2 separate regions of the Homo sapiens genome follow, and region 2 is linked to region 1. Evidence: chromatin loops called from intact Hi-C (ENCODE). Cell type or tissue: breast epithelium. All regions are shown on one strand.

Region 1 (8,000 bases):
CCATCCCAGCCCCTGGCGGGGGCCCGTGGTTCTTCCCGCTCATGGCCACGGAACGGTCCACGCTCGCGGAGCCGCAGGCTGAGCTTTTGCTGGTGAGGGACAAGGTCGTGGTTTCCCGTGGCTGGTGGCCCTCACGGAGGAGCCTGCTGGGAGCACGCCCGTGTAGGGTTTCCTGTCATCGGGTTGCCACGCCCATCTTGAACGCTCGAGTCCACGCAGAAGTGTAGAAGTGGATGTGTAGCTTTATTTGTAATTCTCTTTCTTTCTTCCTTTCTTTCCTTCTTTCTTTCCTTTTCTTTCTTTTTGAGTCAGGGTCTCACTCTGCGCCCAGTCTGGAGTGCAGTGGCGCGATGAGGGCTCACTACAGCCTTGACCTCTCCACCCCAGCGAGGGCTTCAACCTCCAGCCTCAGCCTTCCGTGTAGCTGGGACTACAGGCGCACGCCACCACCATGTCCGGCTAATTTTTTACTTTTTGTAGAGATGGGGTCTCGCTTTTTCGCCCAGGTTGGTCTGGGATTCCTGGGCTCAGGTGATCCACCCCAGCCTCACAAAGTGCTGGGATTCTGGGCACCGCGCACCGGCCGCCGCGCCCGGCTTGATGTGTAGTTTCAATAGAAACCACCAAGGTCTTCAGGGTGGCCTGTGCATCACTTTACACATACTCAAGCGAATCATTGAGAGGTGTTTGAGGCCGGGCGCGGTGGCTCACGCCTGTGATCCCAGCACTTCGGGAGGCCGAGGCGGGTGGATCGTTTGAGGTCAGGAGTTTGAGACCAGCCTGACCAACATAGTGAAACTCTGTCTCTAATAAAAATATAAAATTAGCCGGGCGTGGTGGCGCCCTCGCCTATAATCCCAACTACTCAGGAGGCTGAGGCAGGAGAATCGCTTGAACCCAGGAGGCAGAGGTTGCACTGAGCCGAGATCGCACCACGGCACTCCAGCCTGGGTGACAGAGCAAGATTCTGTCTCAAAAAAAAAAAAAAAAAAAACGTTTTTGAAACAACTTGAAGCAAGTTATCCCATGTATAAAAAAGCATGAAGTTATTTATACTATTTTTCTGTGCAATCACCCACATAATTAGCCAAGTTAAGACCCATTATGCGGCCGGGCGCGGTGGCTCACGCCTGTAATCCCAGCACTTTGGGAGGCTGAGGCGCGTGGATCACGAGGTCAGGAGTTCGAGACCAGCCTGGCTAATATGGTGAAACCTCGTTTCTACTAAAAATACAAAAATTAGCTGGGCGTGGTGGCGTGTGCCTGTAGTCCCAGCTACTCGGGAGGCTGAGGCAGAAGAATCGCTTGAACCCGGGAGGTGAAGGTTGCAGCAAGCCGAGATCGCACCACTGCACTCCAGCCTGGGTGACACAGTGAGACTCCGTCTGAAAAACAAAAACAAAAAAAAACCGTTATGCTACACGTTTTGTAGTGATTTTGTTTTGTTTGTTTTAGCTTTTTTATAATTTCAACTTTTTTGTTTTTGAGATAGAGTCTCACTCTTGTCGCCCAGGCTGAGTGCAATGGCACCATCTCGGCTCATTGCAACCTTTGCCTCCCAGGCTGAAGGGATCCTCTCACCTCTCACCTGGGTTGGTCAGGCTGGTCTCAAATTCCTGACCTCAGTGATGCACCAGCCTCGGCCTCCCAAAGTGCTGGGATTACAGGCATGAGCCACCGCGCCCGGCCTGATGTACTTTAAACTTTTTTTTTTCTTTTTTTGAGACAGAGAGTTTCACTCATGTTGCCCAGGCTGGAGTGCAATGGCGTGATCTCAGCTCACCACAACCTCCACCTCCTGGGCTCAAGTGATTCTCCTGCCTCAGCCTCCCGAGTACCTGGGATTACAGGCATGTGCCACTGCACCGGGCCTCCATTTGATGTACTTTTAAAGCATTATTATTTCTACCTTGCATTTACTATGAACACAGCCTTGAACGTGCATCCATCTCTCTCTAGAATAATTACCTGTAAGTGGAATTGCTGGGTCGAGATATATGTACATTAAAAAAAAAAATTTTTTTTTTTTGAGACAGGATCTCAGTCTGTCGCTCAGGCTGGAGTGGAGTGGCTCGATCACAGCTCACCACCGCCTCAACCTCCTGGGCTCAAGTGATCTTCCTGTTTCAGCCTCCTGAGCTGCTGGGACCACAAGTGTGTGCCACCATCCCTGGCTTTTTTAGAAAACTTCTTTTTGTACAGACAGGGTCTCACTGTGTTGCCCAGGCTGGTCTTGAACCCCTGGGCTCAAGTCCTCCCTCCTTGGCCTCTCAAAGTGCTGGTTTTACAGATGTGTCCCACCTTGTGTGGCCTGCATTTAAAATTGTAAGAGACACTAGGGAATTGCCTCCCCTAAAGACCCTACCTTTGATACTGTCCGTCCCTCGCATTGTACCCTCAGCGTTTACCCACAGCCTCACCAGCACCTTTTGGGCTAACAGCTTTTTAGGTAGCTGAAAATTAGATGGGAGAACTGTAGCTTTTCGCTTTTTCCTTCTTCCCTGTTTCCTAGTCCTGTTCCCCTCCCTCCCAAAGGGGTCATTTAAAATGTGGTGTCATTTGGAATGTGTTTGTTCAATTGTATTTTAGTTTTCTGAGACAGGGCCTCGCTTTGTCACCCAGGCTGGAGTGCAGTGGTGTGATCATAGCTCACGGCAGCCTTGATGTCCCAGACTCAAGTGATCCTCCCACCTCAGCTTCTGGAGTAACTAGGACTACAGGCATGTGCCACCACGCCAGCTAATTTTATTTTTTTGTAGAGACGAGGTCTCACCCTGTTGCCCAGGTTGGTCTCCTATTTCTGGCTTCAAGCGATCTGCCCGTCTCGGCCTCCCAAAGTGCTTGGATGACAGGCGTGAGCCACTGCCCTGCACCTGTGGATTTTTTGTGTGTATGGTTTTGCCCACCGTAACTGTCCCTGTGCTGCATTCCTATTCTGCTGACTGCTTCCGTCATTCAACAGGGTTTCTCAGCTCTTTGTCTGTGGCCCTGGAGACGTACAGTTGACTCCTGTGCTCCTGCAGAGGATTTCAGAGCTTGGATGCAACACATTTGATCATTCCCACCCTGAGTGATGCAACCCCAGGGCTTCAGCTCCTGGTGTGCCACAAACCATGCCACGAAGGCCATGGCACGGAATGTGGCCTTAGCGAGAAGGGAGAATTGCTCTTGCTGAGGTTATCAAGGGGTAGGATTGCTGGGTTCAAGAACACTGATGTTTCATTTTCTTATGTTTGTTCTGTTCTTTTTTTTTTTTTTTTTTTGAAAGAGTCTCACTCTGTCACCCAGGCTGGAGTGTAGTGGCGCGATCTCGGCTCACTGCAACATTCACCTCCTGGGTTTAAGCAATTCTCCCACCTCAGCCTACCGAGTAGCTGGGACTAAAGGCGCACGCCAGCATGCCTGGCTACTTTTTGTATTTTTAGTGGAGACGGGGTTTCACCGTGTTGGCCAAGCTGGTCCTGAACTCCTGACCTCAAGTGATCCCCCCGCCTCGGCCTCCCACAGTGCTGGGATGACAGGCGTGAGCCACCGCGCCTGGCTCCTTTCCCATTTTCTAAGGGACAGTCAGTCTCCTCCATACCATTTGTCACACAGCCTTTCCCCCATGATGGCACTGCCATACTCCTGCTAAATGCGCAGGCATCTGTGGTCTCCTCTGCACTTGTCCTTCCAGGGAACGATGCAGTGGGCTCCTTGCTTTGCATCTCGCCATACCTGGTGCACCTGCCAGCTCCCTTAGCAGGACCTTGCAGACAGTTTCAGTCATTCTTGGGCATTTTCTTCTCCATGTGAAGTTTCCCATCATCTTGTCCCGGACCATTAGACACCCACATCCCTGGCTTCCTGGGACTCTGGTGGCGTGATGGGAAGAGCCCACTTCTTAACATTGTTTTTTTTCAAGAGGATCTCATTCTTAGTCCAGGTGGCAGGAATGGTTTCCCCTGCTGGCCTCAGCTCTGTTGGCAAGGGATACCTGCAGTCTGGGGCCTGGAGTTGGAGCGCTCCAGACACGGTCCCTTCCTTCCGGGAGTTTCTTTCTCGTGGGTGAGCCAGAAGCAAACACCTCATCCCACAGTTCTGAGGGCCTGGGTGGGGCCATCGTCCTGGTCCAGGTAAGAGACCATGGAGTCTGGCCAAGCACGTTGGCTCCTGCCTGTAATCCCAGCACTTTGGGTTAGGGTTAGGGCAGGAGGATCACTTGGCTCCAGCAGTTTAAGACCAGTCTGGGCAACCTAACAAGGCCCCATCTCTACAAAAGAAAAAAAAAGTTATCCAGGCATGGTGGCGTGTGCCTGTAGTCCCAGCTGATTGGGAAGCTGAGGCAAGAGCATCTCTGGAGCCCAGGAGTTCGAGGCTGCAGTGAGTGTTGATCATGCCACTGCATTCCAGTCTGGGCAACAGAGCAAGAACCTGTCTCAATTAAAAAAAAAAAAAAGCCGGGCGTGGTGGCTCACACCTGTAATTCCAGCACATTGGGAGGCTGAGGCGGGCAGATCACCTGAAGTCAGGAGTTTGAGACCAGCCTGACCCACATGGAGAAACCCTGTCTCTACTAAAAATACAAAATAAGCCAGGCATGGTGGCACATGCCTGTGATCCCAGCTACTCGGGAGGCTGAGGCAGGAGAATCGCTCAAACCCGGGAGGCAGAGGTTGCGGTGGGCCAAGATTGTGCCATTGCACTCCAGCCTCGGCAATAAGAGCGAAACTCCATCTCAGAAAAAAAAAAAAAAAAGGACAGTGGAGTCCTAGATGGCGAGGGTAGCAATGGAGAAACCCACTTCAATTTCTTTGAGCCAACGGTTGGAAGGATTCCCGTGGGAAGGTCAGGAGGGAGAGGAGCCAACAGGTGGAACTCCGACAGTTCCCCCGTCCTCACCTTGTAGGGCTGCAAGATTCCTTGGTGCCTGTCTGGGCTCCAGGGCCCCCACCCACCCCTGCAGGCTTATGTGCGGATCAGCAAGAGGCACTCTGCTCTCGGGGCAGGTACTCGGCTGGAGGCGAGGACACGGGAGGGATTTCAGCCCTCTGGCTCCCCAGGAAGGTGTCCTTGTGCCGAGAACAGCCTGCACGACCTTCTAGGGCACCCAGGATTAGGCTGTATCCTCCCTCTGCCCAAACTGGCTACAGAAAGTTCATTTTAATGCCCACTAGAGAGTGAGGAGACTGTAGGTGCAATTTCTTTGTTGTTTTTCTTTTTTCTGAGACAGAAGAGTCTTGCTCTGTGGTCCCAGGCTGGAGTGCAGTGGTGTGATCTTGGCTCACTCAAACCTCCACCTCCCAGGTTCAAGCCAGATTCTCCTGCCTCAGCCCCCTGGGTAGCTGAGATTACAGGCACGTTCCACCATGCCCGGCTAATTTCTGTATTTTTAGTAGACGTGGTTTCACCATGTTGGCCAGGCTGGTCTCGAACTCCTGACCTCGTGATCTGCCCACCTTGGCCTCCCAAAGTCTTGGGATTACAGGCGTGAGCCACCTCACCCAGCTGTAGGTGAGATTTCTGAGTGCCCGTTACAAATTCCTGATTGACCCAAGCTGGGCAGGTCGCCCCGCCACCCCTGTCCAGCTATGGCCTGTGGTCTAGGTTACATGAGCCAGTGCTAACTAGGCTGGGATGAGCATCACACCTGTTAGACCCCATCGCCTGTCCTCCATGCATCCTTAGTGGAGTTTGGGAGAAGGCAAGGAAAGGAGCAATGATACAACTTGTAGTTGTGTCATTTCAAGCATACCTGGGCCACAGGTGAGTGAGGGCCGTCCCTGGGTGGAAACAAAGAGCAAATGAAAACACAGAGGGGTCGGGACTCGGTGGATCACACCTGTAATCCCAGAATTTTTGGAGGCTGAGGCAGGAGGATCACTGGAGACCAGCCTGGGCAACGAGGTGAGACCCCATCTCTAAATACAGAGAAAAAAATAGAAACAACCAAAAAAAAACAGGCCTAAGCAGGACCTGACGCTGGGGCCGTGCAGAAGCAGCTTGCTGCACTTGGTCTTGATGGCCTCTGGGTCAGGAGGCCTTGTGCCTTCAGGTGAGTGTGCCGAACGGAACCCCTCAGCTCAACCCAGTGTTTTTGCAAGGTTACTTCCGGGATAAAGGAAAGATGAGGTGAGCGCTGCCTCAGCACAGGGAGCTCAGGGATAGCAGGTCCATGTCAGCCTGGGTCTGCGTGAGCAGGTGAGAAGGAATCTGCCTGCCTCCCAGCAGGTGCCCTGAGCACCCTCCAGCACGGCCTGCCTGCCCACAGGCACGGGGAAAAGGCTCAGGTCTCTGTGAGCCCTGGCTGATAGATCACCTTGCCTCCTTAGTGCGGTCATACTGCTGGGATCCTGGCAGAGACAACCTACCTTCCATAGAGGGGACACGTCACCCCAGGATTCTGCCACAGGACTTTTGGAGGTAAAGCTGAAGTGGGGCCCACAGCCTCACGATGACAGCACTGGCCACCGTCATGGAGAGTAGAGTCAGTGGGCAGGTCAAAGAGTAAGGCTGGACCTGTCAGGGTTCCGGGGTGGAATCCTCAAAGATCCCCAATCACATCATTGTCAGCAATGGCTGGGAGCATCCACCCCCTCCTCACAGCAGCCCTAGGATGTCGGTGCCAGTGTTACCCCCATTTTCAGACAAAAACAGGAGGGAAATGTGACTCATGAAGTTGGGCTCCAGAGCCTGAGCCCTTTCTCGGCTTTGCTGCACTCCCTCCCACTCCTGCCCTTTGGAGATTCCCCGTGGTGTGTGGTGTGTGGTGTGTGGAGTGTGATGCATGTGGAAGGAAGGAGTCGGAGGCAAGTCTGGCTCAGTATCTCCCAGGCCTCGGGTCATCACGCGAAAAACAGAGGAGGGTAAAATGAGAACCGCTGTTCTCCTCTCGGGCCTGATCGGCTGAACTCTGCAAGCACAGACTGACCAGCTTAGAATTCTCAGCAGATCACAGAGCAGTTCTCATAGATGTTTGCATTATTGTGATGTAAAGCTACTGACTTCTCAGATCTCTAATAGTCTCTCTGACACAACAACCTAAGGGTAGAAAGAAAGAGATACAAAAGAGAAGAGTTAGAAATCCAGGGAGATTTGAAAAGCAGCACGTACATAAGCCTAGTCATTGCAATGAAAATCTCATCCAATGGACTCAACAGCAAATTGATGCCCCTGAACACAGAATGAGTGACCTGGAAGACGATGCCAAAGACACTTCCTCCTGCCCCGTTCTTAGCAGATGATGTGGCTTCCTCCTTCTGTGACGCACTGCAGCAGCCCCTCCTCGAGGTCCAGAGCCCTAGGCCTTCCATGCTCCCAGGCTCAGTACTAGACTCCTGGTCACCCCAACATCTTTATTTTTGCCTCCCTGCTCTGGGGGTTGTAGCTTCTTCCTTCACCAACTCTGTTACTTCAGTATCCCTTTTGCACTTTCAGCCCTCAAACCCCAAGTAAATACGCTTTCACTTCCCTTTCTTGAGATACTAGGTATGTATTTTTGTCTCCTAACTGGTTCCTGACTAATCCAGAACTGGCCCTGGGTAAGGTTCTGGAAGAAAAGGCCTATGCACATGGAATCTGGCGATTGGTCTGGTCCTGCCTTTGGGCTGGAGTGCAGGGTTGAGCATTTTCCCAGTGGGAAGTGGGGCATGAGCCATCCATGGCCTGCAGTGGCTTCACAATTAATCTAGCTGTCACTTCGGTTGCTTGGGATGATGGGCCAACTGAAACAAGCACCAGGGAGCTCAAGTCCTTGCTGCACCTGACTTGTCATGGTGGTCACGGATGGCTATGAGGGCTGTGGTATGGGATGATCCTTAGTGGCCCTGACTATGTACCATGAAGACACAATGGGCTCAGGCTCCCTAACTCTCAGCTCAAGCCACAGTAACAGAACCAGGGTGCTTCCAGGAAAGGCCTCAAAGTTCCCTTACTCCTTGTACTTGCAGGGCTGACAGTTCTGACAATCAAACACATTTTATTGTGCCAGTTACAGATTCCCAAAGTGATGAATTTCCAGC
Region 2 (8,000 bases), 72 kb before region 1:
GGATGCCTACCCCCATAGGTCCCTCCAAAACAGAGACACTGGCCACCAGCTTTCCTGCCCCAGAAGTGCCTCCCTGCACTCGCTGGAGGAGCAGCTCACCTCGGCACACAGGCACACACTTGCCCAAGCTGAAGAAGTGGGAGTGTAGCTCCTTGGTGAAGCAGATGTCTGCAGCTGCAGGGGTCCTAAGCAGGGACAGATGCAATTAGTCCTGCCCCCTGCACCCCGCTCCACCACCCTGCCCCCAGCATCAGCATGCAGAAGGGAGGCACAGGGGAGGGCCTGCGGGGCCCCACCCCATGCCCTGCCTGGACTGCTGGACGCCACCTCCTGGGCAGAGCAGGAGGAGGGCAAATCTGGGCAGAGGCAGGTGGGGCCGGCCCGGCCCACTTCGAGGGGCCCATTCCTCCTCACCAACGCATCAACTTCAGGTTCCAGATGTGGCGGAGTTTCAGGATCCCTAGAGGACAGGAAAGGCTTCATGCCCCAACTTCCCATATCCCCAGGGAGTGCCCTTCCTTCACCCCATCTCAGGGAATGAGGGACAGCAGCACTACCATTTCCCTACAGCCCAAAGTGGCATCTTTCAGACCCTTAGGCCAGATCATTCAGTTCTCCCTGGCTCCTCCCTCTCCCCCACCCTCCACATCTTACTAATCACTGCACCTGGACTGCCTACCTCCCCAACATACTTGGACAATGCCCATTCTTCTATACTTCTCCCTGTACTGTCACTGCAACCAGCCCAGTCTAGGCTAGTGGATGGCTCCAAGTCCTCCTTCCTGGCCTCCCAGGATCCACCTGTGACATCTATAGGCCTTTCTCCACCCAGCAGCCAGGGTGAGCTCTGAAGGGCTCCAGTGTGGCTAGGTGGCTCCCCATGAACTCTAGGACAGTTAAGCTCTCTGTTCAGGAGTGGAAGCCCCAGGCACCCCTCCACCCGGCCATCTGGTTACCAGAGCCAAGCAACTTCCTGTGAAGTCAGCAGAGCAGGAACCTCTAGGTGTGGCAACCAGGCTCCCAAATAGGGCTGAACGGTACACGCCCAGCCAGGGGCAAACCTGAAGCCAGGACACTGGGCTTCCAGTCCCTGGCCCAGAACTTCCTCACAGGATATCCTATGTCCAACCCCCAAATTTTTCCCAAGACTGTGGGGCCCTGGATGGTTTAGAGAACAGAGGGTTCTGGAGGCCTGACGTTAAAGGAGCTGTAAGATATGCCCTGTGGCCGTTCCTTGGTCCTGCTCCATGCCCAAGGCCCTCTCCAAATCATGCTCCCTCAGGGATGCTGCAGGAGCCACAAATCCAAGTCTCAGCCCTGGGGCAGAACGCCCGGAAACCGGAGTGCCAGGGCTCCATGAAAAGGCAGCGAGAAGGGGTTTGTTCTGACGAGGCTGGGCCCGTCCCGAATCCTCGCCTTTCCTCCCCCTGCCCAGCACACTGGCCCGGGTACCCCAGAGATGAGGGTCGTCCATGCAGGACTGGTGATTGGACACGGTGATGAGGGGCGTGGCCGGGCCTCGCTTCTCGATGAGCTCGTACAGCACCTCCCTGTTGTGCACGGTCAGGTGGTTCATGTACTCTGGCGGGGAAGGAGAAGTCAGGCGCTCCGGGCTCGCCCGCTAGGTCGGGGCCGCGGCGTCCCCCACCCTAAGTCCCACCTCCGGCCGGGCATGGGTACCCGGGCGGGCCTGCCTCGGCCTGGGCCCACTCACTGGTCCAGAAGCAGCTGTAGGTGCCCACCAAGCCCATGACGACGCTGCTGGCCAGGGTCCAGGTGAGCGGCGGCACCGCGGGGAACGGCCACTTCACGTGCAGAGGCATCCCCACCCGGCCCGCGGCCGGCGCTCCCAGCGCCCCGGGCCGGCCTGTGGGGCGCCTCTAGGTCTGCGACCTCGACCGCTCGAGACACTGGCCCCTGACTGGCCCGCGCACGGACGGACGGGGGCGCGGCGCAACAGGGGACTGGACCGAGGTCCCTTCGCAGGTCAGGCCGGAGCAGCGCCCGGCCCCGCTCTCTCGTCACTGGGGAGCGGTCGCCGGGGTCACAGGCCGTGGGCGCGCTGCGGAACGGGAGGAAACGGGAAGGCGGGCGCTGGCACCCCGGCCCGGTGCAACCGCCGGAAAGCGAACCTGCGCCGGTGCCCAGCCCGACCGACTGTCGCAAAGCGCGCACGGGCCGCTTGACGGCAGCGAGGCCAGCCCCGGGGCGGCGGGAAGTGGCCGTCACCCCGTGGGGCTCCCGCTTCCTGGCAGCCTCCTGCGCTCGCCTTTTGTCTCTCTAGTGTTTCTGTTTTTTGTTTGACACAGGGTCCAGCCAGACCCAGGCTGGAGTGCAGTGATGGGATCATGGCTCACTGCAGCCTCGATCTCCCAGACTCAAGCGATTCTCCTGCCTCAGCCTCCCGAGTAGCTGGGACCACAGGCGCCCGCCATCACACTCTGATCCACCCGCCTCGGCCTCCCAAAGTGTTGGGATGACAGCCGTGAGCCACCCCGCCCAGCCACATATACAATTTGACATAGTTACAGTACTACATGATACTATGTGTATGTAGCAATGTATAATCTACTGTATGGCAAAATATACAATATATACAGCAATATATACAAACATATTGTGTATCATATGTAATACAAGAAACAGTATTTTATACCATCTGATACAGTCACAATGTCAGCTACTACCTCTAGTTCTGAAACATATTCATGACCCGGAAAGAAAGCCCCCTATGCATTAAGCAGCCAGTTTTTTATTTTTATTTTATATTTATTTATTTATTATTATTTTTTTAGGAGTCTCGCTCTGTCGCCAGACTGGAGTGCAGTGGCACAATCTCGGCTCACTGCAACCTCCGCCTCCCGGGTTCAAGCTATTCTCCTGCCTCAGCCTCCTGAGTAGCTGGGACTACAGGCGCAGGTCGCCACGCCCGGCTAATTTTTTTTTTTTTTTGTATTTTAGTAGAGATGGGGTTTCACCATGTTGCCCAGGTTGGTCTCGAACTCCTGAGCTCAGGCAGTCCACCCACCTCAGCCTCCCAAAGTGCTAGGATTACAGGCATGGGCCACCGCACCCGGCAGTTTTTTATTTTTATTTTTATTTATTTTTATTTTTGAGACAGAGTCTTGCTCTGTTGCCCAGGCTGGAGTGCAGTGACGAGATCTCAGCTCATTGCAACCTCTGCCTCCCAGGTTCAAGCGATTCTTCTGTCTCAGCCTCCTGAGTAGCTGGGATTACAGGCGCAAGCCACCACACCTGGCTAATTTTTGTATTTTTAGTAGAGGCTGGGTTTCTTCATGTTGGTCAAGCTGGTCTCGAACTCCCGGCCTCAGGTGATCTGTCTGCCTCTCCTCCCAAAGTGTGAGTCATCCTACCTGGCCTGTTTTTTATTTTTAAACCATAATTTATTGATTTTTTTTTTTGAGATGGAGTCTCGCACTGTCGCCCGGGCTGGAGTGCGAGTGCAGTGGTGTGATCTCGGCTCACTGCAAGCTCCGCCTTCCAGGCTCAAGCAATTCTCCTGCCTCAGCCTCCTGAGTAGCTGGGATTACAGGCGCCCACCACCACGCCGGGCTAATTTTTTGTATTTTTAGTAGAAACGGGTTTCATTATGTTGGCCAGGCTGGTCTTGAACGCCTGACCTCGTATCCACCCGCCTCAGCCTCCCAAAGTGCTGGGATTACAGGCATGAGCCACCACGCCCAGCCCATAATTTATTGATTTTTTAAAATTTGTCCAGCCTTCTATTACCACGTCGAATCCATTAGCTACAGCCATCCCATGAGAAGCTGAGTGGATTCAGCCCCACCTCCTGCTCACAGACCCTGTCCGAGCACCTCATTTGTCCCAACAGCATTACTGCAGGACCCCCAGGACGTTGGACTGCCAGCTCCCTGGGTCTCCTCCTCTCTGGGGCAGATCCTCAGTCCTCCCTTGACTTCACGACTGTGGCCAGATCATGTGTGGACTGTCCCTCTCTTTGGGTCTCCAGAGCGCTTGCATCAAACACCCCTAACTCAGAAGTGTGCAGCCACACTGGGACTCAGAACCCAACAACAGGGACAGAAGACTCACGCCCTTGGGGTGCCCGGTCTCGTGGCATCAGGCATGACTTCCAGCTCCTGCGCCTTCCCCAGCAACTGCTGACTGGGGACCCAGACCGGGAGCTGAGCGACGGGCCTGGCGAGCGAAGCTCGGGGTCTCACTCAGGCACCAGCCCCTCCTTGCCCCAGGCTTGAGTGACTCACAGGTCTGTCATGTCCCGCTGGCCCGGGAAGGCGGGGTCTGGGTGGGAAGGTGGGCGGGCAGGTCAGCAGTTCCCAGGCCTGGTGCTGGTCCTCCTTGTTGGCGGCGAGGCGGAGACGGGGCGGGCCTGCCTGTTGGCAAGGGTGGGGCGTCCGGCCCAGCCAGGCCCTTCCTGGCCGGGTGGCTCAGGAACACAGCCTCTTCCTCTTTTTTTTCCCCTCCTAGCCCTATTCAGGCAGGAGCTGCTCTTCTGGGGTATCGCGATCCACTTAAGGATGAGGCAGACTTGGTGACAAGCTGGTCTGAGCAGGTATGGGAGCCCCCTGGGGAGACGGAAGAAGGGAGGAAGTTGCCTTCTGCCTGGGGAGGGTTTGAGAGGGAGAGGGAAGCCTAGGGCTCCCACCAAGGCTGATATTGACAGCCAGGGTTTGGGGCTGAAGCCAGGAACCGTCGCTCTCTCTGGTTCTTACTGGTAGCCCTCATGGGGGTCCCTGACGCCAGAGCCTCCAAGGCTGCATGTGCCAGCCCAGGGCTGCCCACATACCCATGTATATCCCAGAATAGGCACCAGGGTAGGGAACCCAAACTAGCATGAGTGACAGAGCAGGTGGTCAGGGAGAAACAGACATCAAACCCAGCCAGGAGAGAGACACCGCAACAGAGAGACAGAGAAGGGAAACCAGAGACGAGAGGGAAAGTGAGACAGAGACGGACAGAGCCTCAGAGAGGTAGGAAGTGAGCCCGAAGGGAAGGTGACAGGTTGATAGAGAAAAGCAGGCAGACAGAGCAGAGGAACTCATGCCTCAGGATGCAAAAGCCACATGGACAGGGCGTGGAGCAAGGAGCCGAGCCCTGCAAGGTCAGGTGAGTGTGAGACAAAGATAAACTGAGAGAGGGGGGCTCCAGCTGGTGAGATGAACAAGAAGGGCTCCCCAGTGGTGGCAGGGGCATGGGAAAGAGTCCCCATCACAGGTTGCAATGGGGATGATTTGGCCATATCTGAGACCTTTTAAAATGCACACACCCTTCACTGCCGGGAGTTTATCTTAAAGAGAACATCTCACAAGTGGGGAGACAGAGATGAACGAAGATGTTCCTGTAGTTGCTAATGGAGGCGAAAAGCACTGGGGTCTTGGAACAACATGGTGAAACCCCATCTCTCCAAACAAATTTTAAAAATTAGCTTGGTAGCCGGGCGCGGTGGCTCACACCTGTAATTCCAGCACTTTGGGAGGCTGAGGTGGGAGGATTACTTGAGGTCAGGAGTTTGAGACCAGCCTGGCCAACATGGTGAAACCCTGTCTCTACTAAAAGTACAAAAATTAGCCGGGTGTGGTGGCACGTGCCTGTAATCCTAGCTACTTGGGAGGCTGAGGCAGGATAATCTCTTGAGCCTGGGAGACGGAGGTTGCAGTGAACTGAGATCAAGCCACTGCACTCCAGCCTGGGAGACAGAGTGAGACTCCATCTCAAAAAAAGAAAAAAAAAATTAGCTTGGTGTGGCAGCATGCACCTGTAGTCCCATCTACTCGGAAGGCTGAGGTGAGAGCATCACTTGAGCCTGGAAGGTGGAGGTTGCAGTGAGCTGAGATCACATTACTGCCCTCCAGCCTGAGCAACAGAATGAGACTATCAAAAAAAAAAAAAAAAAAAAGGGGGGGGGCCGGGCGCGGTGGCTCACGCCTGTAGCCCCAACTACTCAGGAGGCTGAGGCAGGAGAATCACTTGAACCCGGAAGGCAGAGGTTGCAGTGAGCCAAGATCACGCCACTGCACTCCAGCCTGGTGACAGAGCAAGACTCCATCTCAAAAAAAAAAAAAAAAAAAAAAAAAAAGGTAGACTAGGCCAGGCGCAGTGGGTCAGGCCTATAATATCCCAGCACTGGCTGGGCGCAGTGGCTCACACCTGTAATCCCAGCACTTTGGGAGGCCAAGGCCGGCTGATCACCTGAAGTCAGGAGTTCGAGACCATCCTGGCCAAGATGGTGAAACCCTGTCTCTACTAAAAAATATAAAAATTAGCTGGGCGTGGTGGTGGGTGCCTGTAATCCCAGCTACTCGGGAGGCTGAGGCAGGGAGTTGCTTGAACCCAGGAGGCTGAGGTTGCAGTAAGCCGAGATCACGCCACTGCTCTCCAGTCTGGGCGACAGAGTGAGACTCTGTCTCAAAAAAAAAAAAAAAAAAAAAAAAAAAAAAAAAAAAAATCCCAGCACTTTGGGAGGCTGAGGTAGGAAGATCACTTGAGTCCAGCAGTTTGAGACCAGCCTGGGAAACATAGAATTCAGGAGGCTGCAGTGAGCTGTGATGGCACCATTGCACTCCAGTCTGGGCGACAGAGCAAGACTTTGTCCCAAATAAATAAACAATAAAAGAATAAGCTTGACCGCTTGTGCACTGTTGGCGAGAACGTAAAATGGTGCAGTCACCATGGAGACCAATATGACACTTCCTCAGAAAATTAAAACTAGAACTACCATATGATCCAGCAATTCCACTTCTGGGTATATACCCAAAAGAACTGAAAGCAGGGGCTGGGCGCTCTGGCTCACGCCTGTAATCCCAGCACTTTGAGAGGCCGAGGCGGGCAGATCACGAGGTCAAGAGATGCATGAGGCTGGGGCACCAGGGCTCATTCCTGCAATCCCAGCACTTTAGCAGGCTGAGGCAGGAGAATTGCTTGAGCCCAGGAGTTCAAGACCAGCCTGGGCAACATAGTGAGACCTTGTCTCTATTTAAAAAAAAAAAAAAAAAAAAAAAAGGACACGGTGGCTCACACCTGTAATCCCAGCACTTTGGGAGGCCAAGGTGGGCAGTTCACCTGAGGTCAGGAGTTCGAGACCAGCCTGACCAACATGAAGAAACCCCATCTCTACTAAAAATACAAAATTAGCTGGGCGTGGTGGAGCGTGCCTGTAGTCCCAGCTATTTGGGAGGCTGAGGCAGGAGAATCGCTTGAACCTGGGAGGCAGAGGTTGCAGTAAGCCGAGATCGCACCATTGCACTCCAGCCCGGGCAGCAAGAGCGAAACTCCGTCTCAAAAAAAAAAAAAAAAAACCAGATGGATGGATGAATGAATGAATGAACAAAATGTGGTCTACCCAGATGCCCAGACAATGGAATATGATTCAGCCATGAAAAGGAAAGAAATTCTACAGCCGGGTGCGGTGGCTCACGCCTGTAATCCCAGCATTTTGGGAGGCCGAGGCGGGCAGATCACGAGGTCAGGAGATCAAGACCATTCTGGCTAACATGGTGAAACCCCATCTCTACTAAAAATACAAAAAATTAGCCGGGCGTGTGGCAGGCACCTGTAGTCCCAGCTACTCGGGAGGCTGAGGCAGGAGAATGGCGTGAACCCAGGAGGCGGAGCTTGCAGTGAGCCGCGTTTGCGCCACTGCACTCCAGCCTGGGCGACAGAGTGAGACTCCGTCTCAAAAAAAAAAAAAAAATTCTGACATATGCTCCAACATGAATGACCCTTGAGGACATTTTGCTCAGTGAAATGAGCCAGTCACAAAAAGACAAATACTGTAGGATTTCACTTTTTTTTGAGACGGAGTCTTATTGTCGCCCAGGCTGGAGTGCAGTGGTGCGATCTTGGCTTGATCTTCACAGAGCAAGACTCTGTCTCAAAAACAATTTTTTTTTTTGGAGACAGAGTCTCACTCTGTCACCCAGGCTGGAGTGCAGTGGTATGATCTCGGGAGGTCACTGGGAGGCTGGTGCTGGGCAGCAGCTAGTGCCACTTTCTCTGTT

Evidence for each region. Hi-C counts contacts between places; a loop is a spot of excess contacts. Peaks named below come from ENCODE experiments on the same cell type or tissue, not always from the same donor. Only the 100,000 strongest peaks of a DNase experiment are listed, where the experiment ranks them.
Region 2: it touches region 1 in a loop (8-fold over the local background); 3 of 110 quality-filtered maps call a loop at or near these places.

The regions. Positions count from the first base shown.
Region 1 is chrX:154,333,414-154,341,413 of GRCh38, reverse strand. It overlaps LOC105373386 (a long non-coding RNA gene), which reads left to right and starts at 5,886. Exons shown (of 2, transcript XR_001755979.2): 1 at 5,886-6,402; 2 at 7,140-7,459. RefSeq lists an enhancer at 7,122-7,341. In breast epithelium, no CTCF peak of the experiment used is centred here; no DNase peak of the experiment used is centred here; H3K27me3 peaks cover 1,601 bases.
Region 2 is chrX:154,405,667-154,413,666 of GRCh38, reverse strand. It overlaps DNASE1L1 (deoxyribonuclease 1 like 1), which reads left to right and starts at 4,413. Exons shown (of 8, transcript NM_001303620.2): 1 at 4,413-4,555. It overlaps TAFAZZIN (tafazzin, phospholipid-lysophospholipid transacylase), which reads right to left and starts at 2,128. Exons shown (of 11, transcript NM_000116.5): 1 at 1,715-2,128; 2 at 1,453-1,581; 3 at 415-460; 4 at 100-185. The coding sequence starts at 1,823. RefSeq lists silencers at 83-256, 1,602-2,141. In breast epithelium, no CTCF peak of the experiment used is centred here; DNase peaks (open chromatin) are centred at 1,556, 2,166 and 4,306; H3K4me3 peaks cover 3,385 bases; H3K27ac peaks cover 3,388 bases; H3K27me3 peaks cover 2,743 bases.